Regions from separate parts of the Homo sapiens genome. Here region 2 is linked to region 1. Evidence: chromatin contacts called from ENCODE Hi-C or POLR2A ChIA-PET data. All regions are on one chromosome and are shown on one strand. Each heading gives the region's core, a stretch centred on a gene start or an enhancer-like site at or near the end of the contact. The rest is flanking DNA. Distances are from core to core; before and after follow the strand shown.

Region 1 (4,543 bases), core at 919-3,418:
CTGCTTCAGAACAGTCAACTCTTCCACGCTGTTGCTAAGAGACGGGGGAGGTGGGGAGGCATTCATCCCTTGAACAAAAGGGAGGGGAAAAACACGAACAGACATGAACTCTAAGTTTTGGAAATGATTTCATGGACTCCTATTTTCTGAACGTTAGTGTCTTTGGAGACATTTTCATGTGTTGAGTTCCTACTGTGTGCTATGTGTGGCTCAAGGCACTGGGGAGAGAGCAGTGGACAAAGTCCCTGTTTTCATGGAGCTTCTATTGGATTTGGTCTTCTCCTTTGATGTTGAGGGGACTGACTGAGGTCCTCAGAAGGGAAGAACTTGCCTAAGAACTGAAGGCAACCTATTGGCAAAGCTGATATTTGAATCCAGGCCTCCTAAATCCAAGATCGAGACTTTTTCCATATACTACATTTTACAAAAGAGATTCATCTGCAGCAGATTTTAACGTTAGCTAGGACTTAAGTACCTCAGCTAGGTCAAGGTCCATTCACTGGAGATTTCTGCAAATGAGTCCAAAAAAATGATGTTTTTTTAATTTCAAGTGTCCCACGGAGAAGTTTCATATTTATTCAGAGTCCTTGTCTTCCATTATTACACCTAGTTGAATGAAACTGTATAGTATGAAAGGAGGTAGGGAGAATCAAAACAGGAAAAAGATTTGGGTATCTCATAACTGCTGAAAATTAGCAAGACATGGAAGTCAAGAGATCTGGGTGCAGAAGCAGTTTCTACTTCTTCCTACCTGTGACCTTACCTCTTTAGGCCTGTTTTCCCACCTATAACATGAGGGATTGCATTATAATAATCTCAGCATTCTTCTCCAGCTCTAAATTTATGATGAGTCACCCAACAGTGCCATGCAGTGAAAATAGCCCTAAGGCCCTAAGATGTAATTTCAGAGAGTGACTGTGGTTCAAAGATGAAAAACTGAGTGTTAATTGCCCCTTCTCCTGTGCTCCCATGGTCCTAGGGCAGGGTGCTGCTGTAGTGCACATTCTGCTGTGCATGCTGAGAAGCTGGCTCCGGGTCTGCACCAGCAGAAAGGTCTGTGCTTATGGAGGGTGAGCACTGTGTCCTGTGCACTGCCACGTGACTGTTTTTGTAGGCCTTTCTTCCCATCAGACCATGACTACTTTGATGGCAGGGACCATGTCTTATTTATCCTTCTGCCTTAGTGCCTGCCGCTGAGTAGTCTGTAGATGTTTACAGAGTGAAGGAATCAATGAATAATGACTGAGTGAGAAAACTATACTTTTTCAGGGTCAATAAAGGAAATAGCACAAGAGAATCTCCCCTGATAAACTTGTCAAAGTGATCCCAGAATTAAACATTCAGGCTGGAGAGGTTATTAGTGACTTGCTTAAGGCCACATTGTTTAAAAGCAGCAAAGCTAGGACTCCTTTCCTCTCTCCTTTTCTTTCTTTTATTCAGTACCCCAAAAGGGTGTTTGGCTCCAGCATTGAACACAGGTGACTTTGAATAACAATTTATCGGAACAAGATGAATTTTGAAGCAGGTAGGAGGGTGGCTTTTGAGTCTGACAGATGTGGGTTCAAATCCTCTGGGGCCGCTGACTATCAGTGTGATCTATGGCAACTTAACCTCCCGGAAGCTCAGTTTCCTCGTGTGAAAAGTAGAAGTGATAACATCTCCACCATCTCCCTTGCAGGCTGCTTCTGTGGGGTCATTTGAAGGCTTATGGTTAACCCAGATAAGAGGTAGGATGGGAGTTTCTAACACAAGTCTCTTACTGTCCTGCACGATTTGTTGCTTCAGAGAAATGGGGTCTTCTCTATCTTTTTTGAAATTCCATTGTTGGCTTAGACAATGAGTAGCCTTCTGTGTATGTGATGTACATTCTCCCCCAGACCTACTGTTATGTATTTTCCAGCCTACTGAGGTAGTCCAGGCCCATTCACTATACACATCAGTGTGTGCTGGCTTGTGTTTTTACCCTTTCTGCAGCTACAGCCTGAACTAAGACTGGGTCCTTGCAGCTCTCCAACACATGATTGCTGCCTGCCAGAACCACAGACCTTTCTCGGGACTGGCACGAATTTCAGCCAACAGAGCCTGCACAGAAACACATGGAAAAGGCTTCCGGTGGAGCTTACTGTGAGTCACAGACAGCCATAGTTGCACTGGATAGAGAGCTGGCAGATGCCATCAGCATATGCCCTTAGAAACTTTGGTTGTTTTGTGGCCTGGAGAAGAGCCCAGAATTATGGAGCCTAAGAGGCAGCACCTCTGCTTTCTGAAGAGGAAGCCGTAGTGCCGTGGACTTCACCACGTGCACAGTGGCTGCATCCAGACCTGAATGCCCCTCTCATTACTCACCGGAAGTGAGCTTTGAACACTTCACACAGGAAGATGACTCGCTCCTCCAACAAGATGCAGAAAGTCTTTCCAAGCAAATGACTTGAAGTGTTTAAATATTCTGTTTCTTAGTCTGCTTTTTTTCTGTTAAATCCTTCAGCTTGAATGAGCACCTTTATCTGCAAATTGATCTGGTTGTAGCATCCCTTGACCATGTAGGTGGATTTTTAATTTGTACTTAAGGCCAGTTACAATATGCCATCTGCAACTCTGCTCCCTTTATGCTCCTGTAGCACTGCTATAGAGAGGAAGGGTTTGTCGTAGCAATGGGAAATAAAACAATGAGCATACAACTTTTACAATTGGAAATGAAGAAGCATAAAAAAAAATAACGGCTGATATTTGTTATCGGTCAGGCCTGAGTATGAGAATTATGGGTCTCTAACATGCCTGAATTAGCAAGAGGATGAAATTGCAAGAAGGCAGGCTGGAGAACAACCTCTTGACCCCACTCAGCATTTTGGAGCATGGCAGCTTAACAGATCCAACACAGAAAACAAGGGAATGGGTTAGTCTGGTGCTCATTCTCAAAGGTAGATGTGTCTGAAGTGAGAACTCTTGTTTGCATTCTCTGGAACCAAGTAGGGATCTGTCATCTTTTGGGAAGATCTGTCCTTCCTCAGCAGGTGTCCCATCAGCAAGGACAAAATCTGGAACCCAGATTCCAGGGAAAGAAACTAAGAAGAGCTAGGCATGGATCCAGGCCATTCAACAATAGGCTAGGGACAACAGCAGGCTCTGAGCTCAGGGAAGGGACGCTTGGGCAGAAACTAGTCTTACGGGATTGGGGAAGGTAGCACAGTATCACAGGGAGAGCATGTCTTTGGACTTGAAGAGACATAGATTATAATCCCAGTTTTGGTGCTTACTAGCTATGTGATTGCAGGTAGGTCAGTTTCCTTCATGGGACTCATCTGCAAAATAATTCTTACAGAGGCATCATAATACCCAAGATCATAGTCAAATAAACTTGGAATAGAAACTCTGGCCCATCATTTATGAACCATTAGTTCCTTAACTTTTGTCCTAACCTTCCTTAAGCCTCAGTTTTCCTATCTGTAAAAAGGAGATAAGATTACTTATCTTAGATCTAGTGTGAGGATTAATTGAAACATTGCAAGTACAATACTCAGCATAAGGCTCAGAACACAGAACACATTCCATAAATGGTGCTATGATTGGTCCTGGGATATTGGCTCCTGGTCTGGTTGGCAGTGAAGGCAAGGAAAACATGTGTGTGGGATATGCTGACAGTTTAGGGGATGTCCTAGAGTTTCCCATAGTTGTCCCAGTCAGTTTGATCTTGGTATTATGCACTAGGCTGTGTACTGTTTGGCCCCAGTTAAGATTCCAGGTCTGAGAACATTTTTGAAGCCCCTAGATGGATGGGCTGAGGTGATGAAAGAGGTAACTTTGATATGAACTATGCCTCAATAAGTGGGTTCTGCAAACTGGGGAAGGCAGGGCTGAAGCTGACAGCTTTATAGTTCAAAGAGTGTTTTCCCAAATATGATTTAATTTAATTTAACCCTTATAGCTTGCATCACCAAAATTGTCCCCAAATGAAGAAACAAAGATCCTGAGAGGTTCCCTAAGTGGGAGTCAGTGCTGGTACAGGGTCCTGAACTTGGCAAGACTGCAAAACCATGCTCCACCTGTGTCGCAGCAAGGCTGTGGTGTCTGTCCCAATGCAGTAGTCAGTGAGGATCTGCTCTCTGCTCAGTCCTGTGGAGGAGGCTCATAGTGTTGACCCTGTTCCTGCCCTATATATATGTGTATAGTATAATAATAATAATTCTGGGGATGTAATACAGTTACTATTTGTTGAGCACTAACTGCTTAACATATGCCATCTTATTTTTTTTCACAGAAAAACACCATAAATAGGATTTCTGATGTCCATTTTATAGATGAAGAAGGAAGGTTTAGCAAGGCCATTCAAGGATACACAGCTAGAGGACGAGATGGAATTGAAGTCCCTTTGTCAGCATCCTTTTCATTCTTGATGCCATTTCATTTCCCCTCCTGGTATGTTTTGTTATGCAGTTAGCTTAGGCCTAATTTTATATAACCAATTATAAACTGTGAAATAGGATTCTGGTATGAATTTCCTATTCTTCTCCCACTAAGCAACTGATGAATCCCTTCGTGGTCAGAT
Region 2 (4,543 bases), core at 685-3,184, 55 kb before region 1:
TCTCGCTCTGTTGCCCAGGCTGGAGTGCGGTGGCGTGATCTCCGCTCACTGCAAGCTCTGCCTCCCGGGTTCACGCCATTCTCCTGCCTCAGCCTCCCAAGTACCTGGGACTACAGGCGCCCACCACCACGCCCAGCTAATTTTTTGTATTTTTAGTAGAGATGGGGTTTCACCGTGTTAGCCAGGATGGTCTCGATCTCCTGACCTCGTGATCTGCCCGCCTCGGTCTCCCAAAGTGCTGGGATTACAGGCGTGAGCCACCATGCCTGGCCCAGAATATAATATTAATGATACTCCTTGGGGTTGTATAAGACAATAATTGTAACCATCATCAGGAACCAATAACCTTTGTAATCCTGCTTGTTACCACAAGTGCCACCAGTAGACCTAGGCCTCAACTAAAATAGGAAGAAAGAGAAAAGGGGAAAAATGAAACACAATCAGAAAGATAAATCTATGGAAGAAGCATACAGCCAATGCCCTCAGGTGACCAATCTTCAGTGTTTCCAAGGCCAGCTCATTTCTTTCTAGACTGCAGATAAGTATCCCTGCCAACCTATTTCATTAACTTGTTGCGAAAAGTAAATTAAATCAAACATGCAAAAGCACTTGGTCAAGATTTAAACACTAAATGAATGTCAACAAGTATTGTTATTAAGGGCTCCCTACTCATCTGCAAAGCTTTGAGGGACAATGACCATATGAGTTTAATCACCCCTCACGTCTTTATAGGGCTTTAGAGTTCATGATACACTTCTAAACACACTATCTTAGTGCCTCAAGCGCTGGGTTAGTACTTCTCCCCTGTTCACAGAGGCCCTAATATTAGGCTGAACTACATGAAGTTGCCGCTTTATAGAACAAAAATGGTCTAAATATTGGCAATTTCATATGGTTCAAGCTAATACAGTTCTAAGGAAATTGTACATAATTATAAACAACATAGCTGGCTGACTTTAGAACTCAGGCTTTCTGATTCCTGGCTAGTCTAGGACTCTTCATGACTAAAAGGAGACTCATTTTTGATTCAGAAAGCAAGGAGTCAAAGGAGGTTCTGTGTCAAATCACACTGGGCTGTTTGTTCTGCTGGAACAGGTATTTTAAAAAATGTGATCCCTTACTGGATTCTCACAGTACTGTCCCCGAGGGTAACAGGATGGTAAAGAATACATTCAGAGGGCACCTACCGTATGCTAAAGCATATCTCATAATCATTTCATTTGATCCTCCCAATTACATATCATGACTCCCAGTTTAAATATGAGCAGTCTGAGGCTCAGACAAGTTAAGTGTCTTGCCCAAGGTCACATTGCTATTAACTGGTAGGGCGAGCAAATGCAGAAGGAAAACCCAGAACTGTCCAACTCTAAAACCTGGCCCATTTAAGTCAACCTGCTTCTCGGGAAGTTTTACAACTATCCCCATGTGGAAGAAGGGATGAAACGACTCGCCCAAGGTCACACGGCTAGCAAGCCATAGAACAAGAGTCCCTGACCTCAGGTCTCGTCCGTAGCCGCTCTTGTTCTAGTTACTGTCGATGAGATCCTGAAAAGGAGGGAACGGAAGAAGGAATCTAAATGTAAATCAAACGCAATGTGGTAGGCGAAATCGGTGCCCTCACAGCATCCGGCAAAAGGTGAAAGCGACCCAGGAGTACCTGAGCTCCAGGTAACCGCCCTGCCCGCTGGGCTTGGGACAAGCCGGCGGGCGAGGTGCCTCCCAGGCCAACAAGAGACCCTGGCCCAGGGGACAGTCTTCTGTTCCCTTTTCCCTTGCCGGACCTGCAGCTTTCCCAGGGCCCGCTCCTTCAATCCACTCCCCTCTCCGCCCCAGAGAGACCCGGTCTCTAAGCCTCACCCTGGCTGTGCCCCCGCCGCCGCTACCACGTCCCCTTCGATATCCACATCCGCCTCTTCAGCCGCCATGATGGGACCTGACCCCGTCCGTCCTCCCGAGAGATCCCGCGAGACGAAGATGGCCCGGGGGCAGGGCCTAACGCGTCACGGGGCGGGATTGAAGCGTCGTCCGGCCCCTCCCGTGCCGGGAGGCGGGGTTTCCAGAGCAAAGGCGCCCCCAGAGGCCTGGGGCTTGGTCCTTTCTAACTTGTTGACATGTAGAGACCTTGGGAAGTGGCCCACGCCTGAGCTTTTTTTTTTTGAGAGGGAGTTTCACTCTTGTTGCCCAGGCTTGGGTGCAATGGCGCGTATCTCAGCTCACTGCAACCTCCACCTCCCGGGTTCAAGCGATTCTCCTGCCTCAGCCTCCCAAGTAGCTGGGATTACAGGCATGCGCCACCACGCCCGGCTAATTTTTGTATTTTTAGTAGATACAGGGTTTCACCATGTTGCCCAGCTGGTCTCGAACTCCCGACCTCCCGACCTCAGGTGATCCGCCCGCCTCGGCCTCCCAAAGCTCTGAGATTACAGGCGTGAGCCACCGCGCCCGGGCCCTCCTGAGCTTCTAAGAGCTTCTGTTCTTGCACACATTCTTTGGGACCTCACTGCTCTCACTGATAAAATGGGGATAACAGCAGTATCTTTCTGGACTGATGAAAAAGTCAAGCTAGACCCGCTTTGTGAACTGAAGGTTGCATACCTGCTGGTTATTTAAGTCTCTCTCTTTGTTTTTTAAAGAAAAGGGTCGTGCAGCACTTATGTGAAGTCGTTCAGCATTTCACCTAAGTGCTGAACAACTTTTATTTTAAAATTCAACAAATATTTAAGAATATAACTTATGATTGTGTAATTTATTTTGTAGACGTCTTTGCAATTTAAAAATCACGCTCATGACCATTAATCCTTACAGTGTCCCAGTGAGGTAGGCAGAGCTAATATCACCAGTTATACTTTACAGGTGAGGTAACTGAGGCCTGGAGAGCTGAAATGACTGTCCAAGGACAGGTAGCTTCAAAGACAGAGCCAGGAGTAGAATCCAGGCTTTGTTGACCCTCTACTGAGTGCTCACCATGTAACAATCATGTTGTTAGAAATTGGAGGATAAACACCACTTCTGTCTAGTTTATAGTTTCTCAAGAAATTAGATACTGACAGCCAGATGCGGTGGCTCACACCTGTAATCCCAGCACTTTGGGAGGCCAGGGAGGGCGGATCACAAGGTCAGGAGTTCGAGACCAGCCTGACCAACATGGTGAAACCCCGTTTCTACTAAAAATACAAAAATTAGCTGGGCGTAGTGGTGGGCAACTGTAGTCCCAGCTACTCAGGAGGCTGAGGCACAAGAATCGCTTGAACCCAGGAGGCAGAGGTTGCAGTGAGCCGAGATCACGCCATTGCATTCCAGCCTGGGTGACAGAGCGGGATTCCATCTCAAAAAAAAAGAAAAGAAAAAAAAACCCTTCTGCATTCCCCTGCCTTAGCAGCTATCACTCACACCTTGTAATTTTTCATCCGTCTGCCTTCTGCACTGGACTGTGAATTCCTTAAGGACAAAGACCACGTCTGCTAGTCCTTACACTACCAATATTCAGCATAGTGACACATAGCAGGTGCTCAATAACTATTGAACAGAGGAATGAATGAATTAATTAATTAATTAAATGACCTCACTTCTCACACTATTCCCAATTTGTCCCATCTCACCTTTGTTCTCAGGCTGCACTCTGAATATGATGGCAAAAGATGGAGAGAAAGAATTGCAAAGAGGGAGAGCCCAGTTCAGAAACCAAACACTGCTAGGGCCCATTCTCAGGCCACCATGGGAGTGCTGCTTCTGTTGTCAGTGGGCTTATCCAGTAACCAGTCCCACTGGTAACACCATGCCTGGAACAGAGTAGGCACTTAAAGATGTCTGTTGAATTTAATTTAGAGCAAAATTAGGGTTTCTTAAAAAGATGTAATGGGCTGGCCGGGCGCGGTGGCTCACACCTGTAATCCCAGCACTTTGGGAGGCCAAGGCGGGTGGATTACCAGGTCAGGAGATTGAGACCATCCTGGCTAACACGGTGAAACCCCGTCTGTACTAAAAATACAAAAGATTAGCTGGGCGTGTTGGTGGGCACCTGTAGTCCCAGGTACTCGGGAGGCTGAGGCAGGAGAATGGCGCGAACCCAGGAGGCGGAGCTTGCAGTGAACGGAGATCGCGCCACCACACTCCAGCCTGGGCGACAGAGCCAGAATCCGTCTCAAAAAAAAAAAAAAAAGATGTAATGGGCTAAATCATCAAAACAAATGTAAAATGGTATGCTTTTCACTGATTTTACATAGCAGGCAGGGATGGGGACCCTGGCAGGGCTGTCTGGATATACATGATATCAAATGAGAATGGTGCTTTCTAGAGCATAATGCAGAATACCATGTGAACAGCATCTCTGGCAATGCAGACGCAAAAATGTTTCTGGTCCAGTGCCAGATATCAGTAGGCATTAAAATATATGTGGAAGGAAAGGCCTGTACAGAATTCAGAGTTGCCCAATTCGTCTCAAAACCCCCCTGAACAGAGACACTAGCATAAAGCTTTCCCGTACACACCCCACACCCTGCACTGGGTCCACTGGCTTTATGTGAAACTGGCTCGTTAAGGGTCT

Evidence for each region. Hi-C counts contacts between places; a loop is a spot of excess contacts on that map. ChIA-PET counts read pairs that join two places held with the same protein, here RNA polymerase II (POLR2A). Pooled maps may share reads with other maps.
Region 2: a loop to region 1 is called in a pooled map, with 3 times the contacts of the local background. The contact joins the promoter of MYSM1 here to the enhancer-like site in region 1. A Hi-C loop is called at or near these places in 3 of 168 maps with a recorded cell type or tissue (CD8-positive, alpha-beta T cell, IMR-90 and mammary epithelial cell) and 11 of 50 pooled maps. POLR2A ChIA-PET finds 5 or more read pairs at or near these places in 9 of 52 experiments (A673, BJ, H1 and 6 more).

Annotation. Positions count from the first base shown.
Region 1 is chr1:58,753,388-58,757,930 of GRCh38, forward strand. LOC112268263 (a long non-coding RNA gene) reads left to right here. Exons shown (of 9, transcript XR_007066129.1): 7 at 4,256-4,413. Among named protein-coding and RNA genes, the nearest start is that of JUN, 28 kb to the right of the region's middle. RefSeq lists an enhancer at 1,615-2,814. Within about 2 kb of position 2,169, at least 28 of the 41 ENCODE cell types and tissues checked have a DNase peak (open chromatin) inside an H3K27ac peak, as active enhancers do; they include CD8-positive, alpha-beta T cell, HCT116, IMR-90 and 1 more, where a contact is called at or near this core.
Region 2 is chr1:58,698,128-58,702,670 of GRCh38, forward strand. MYSM1 (Myb like, SWIRM and MPN domains 1) reads right to left here and starts at 1,935. Exons shown (of 20, transcript NM_001085487.3): 1 at 1,858-1,935. The coding sequence starts at 1,925. RefSeq lists enhancers at 1,430-1,489, 1,700-2,109.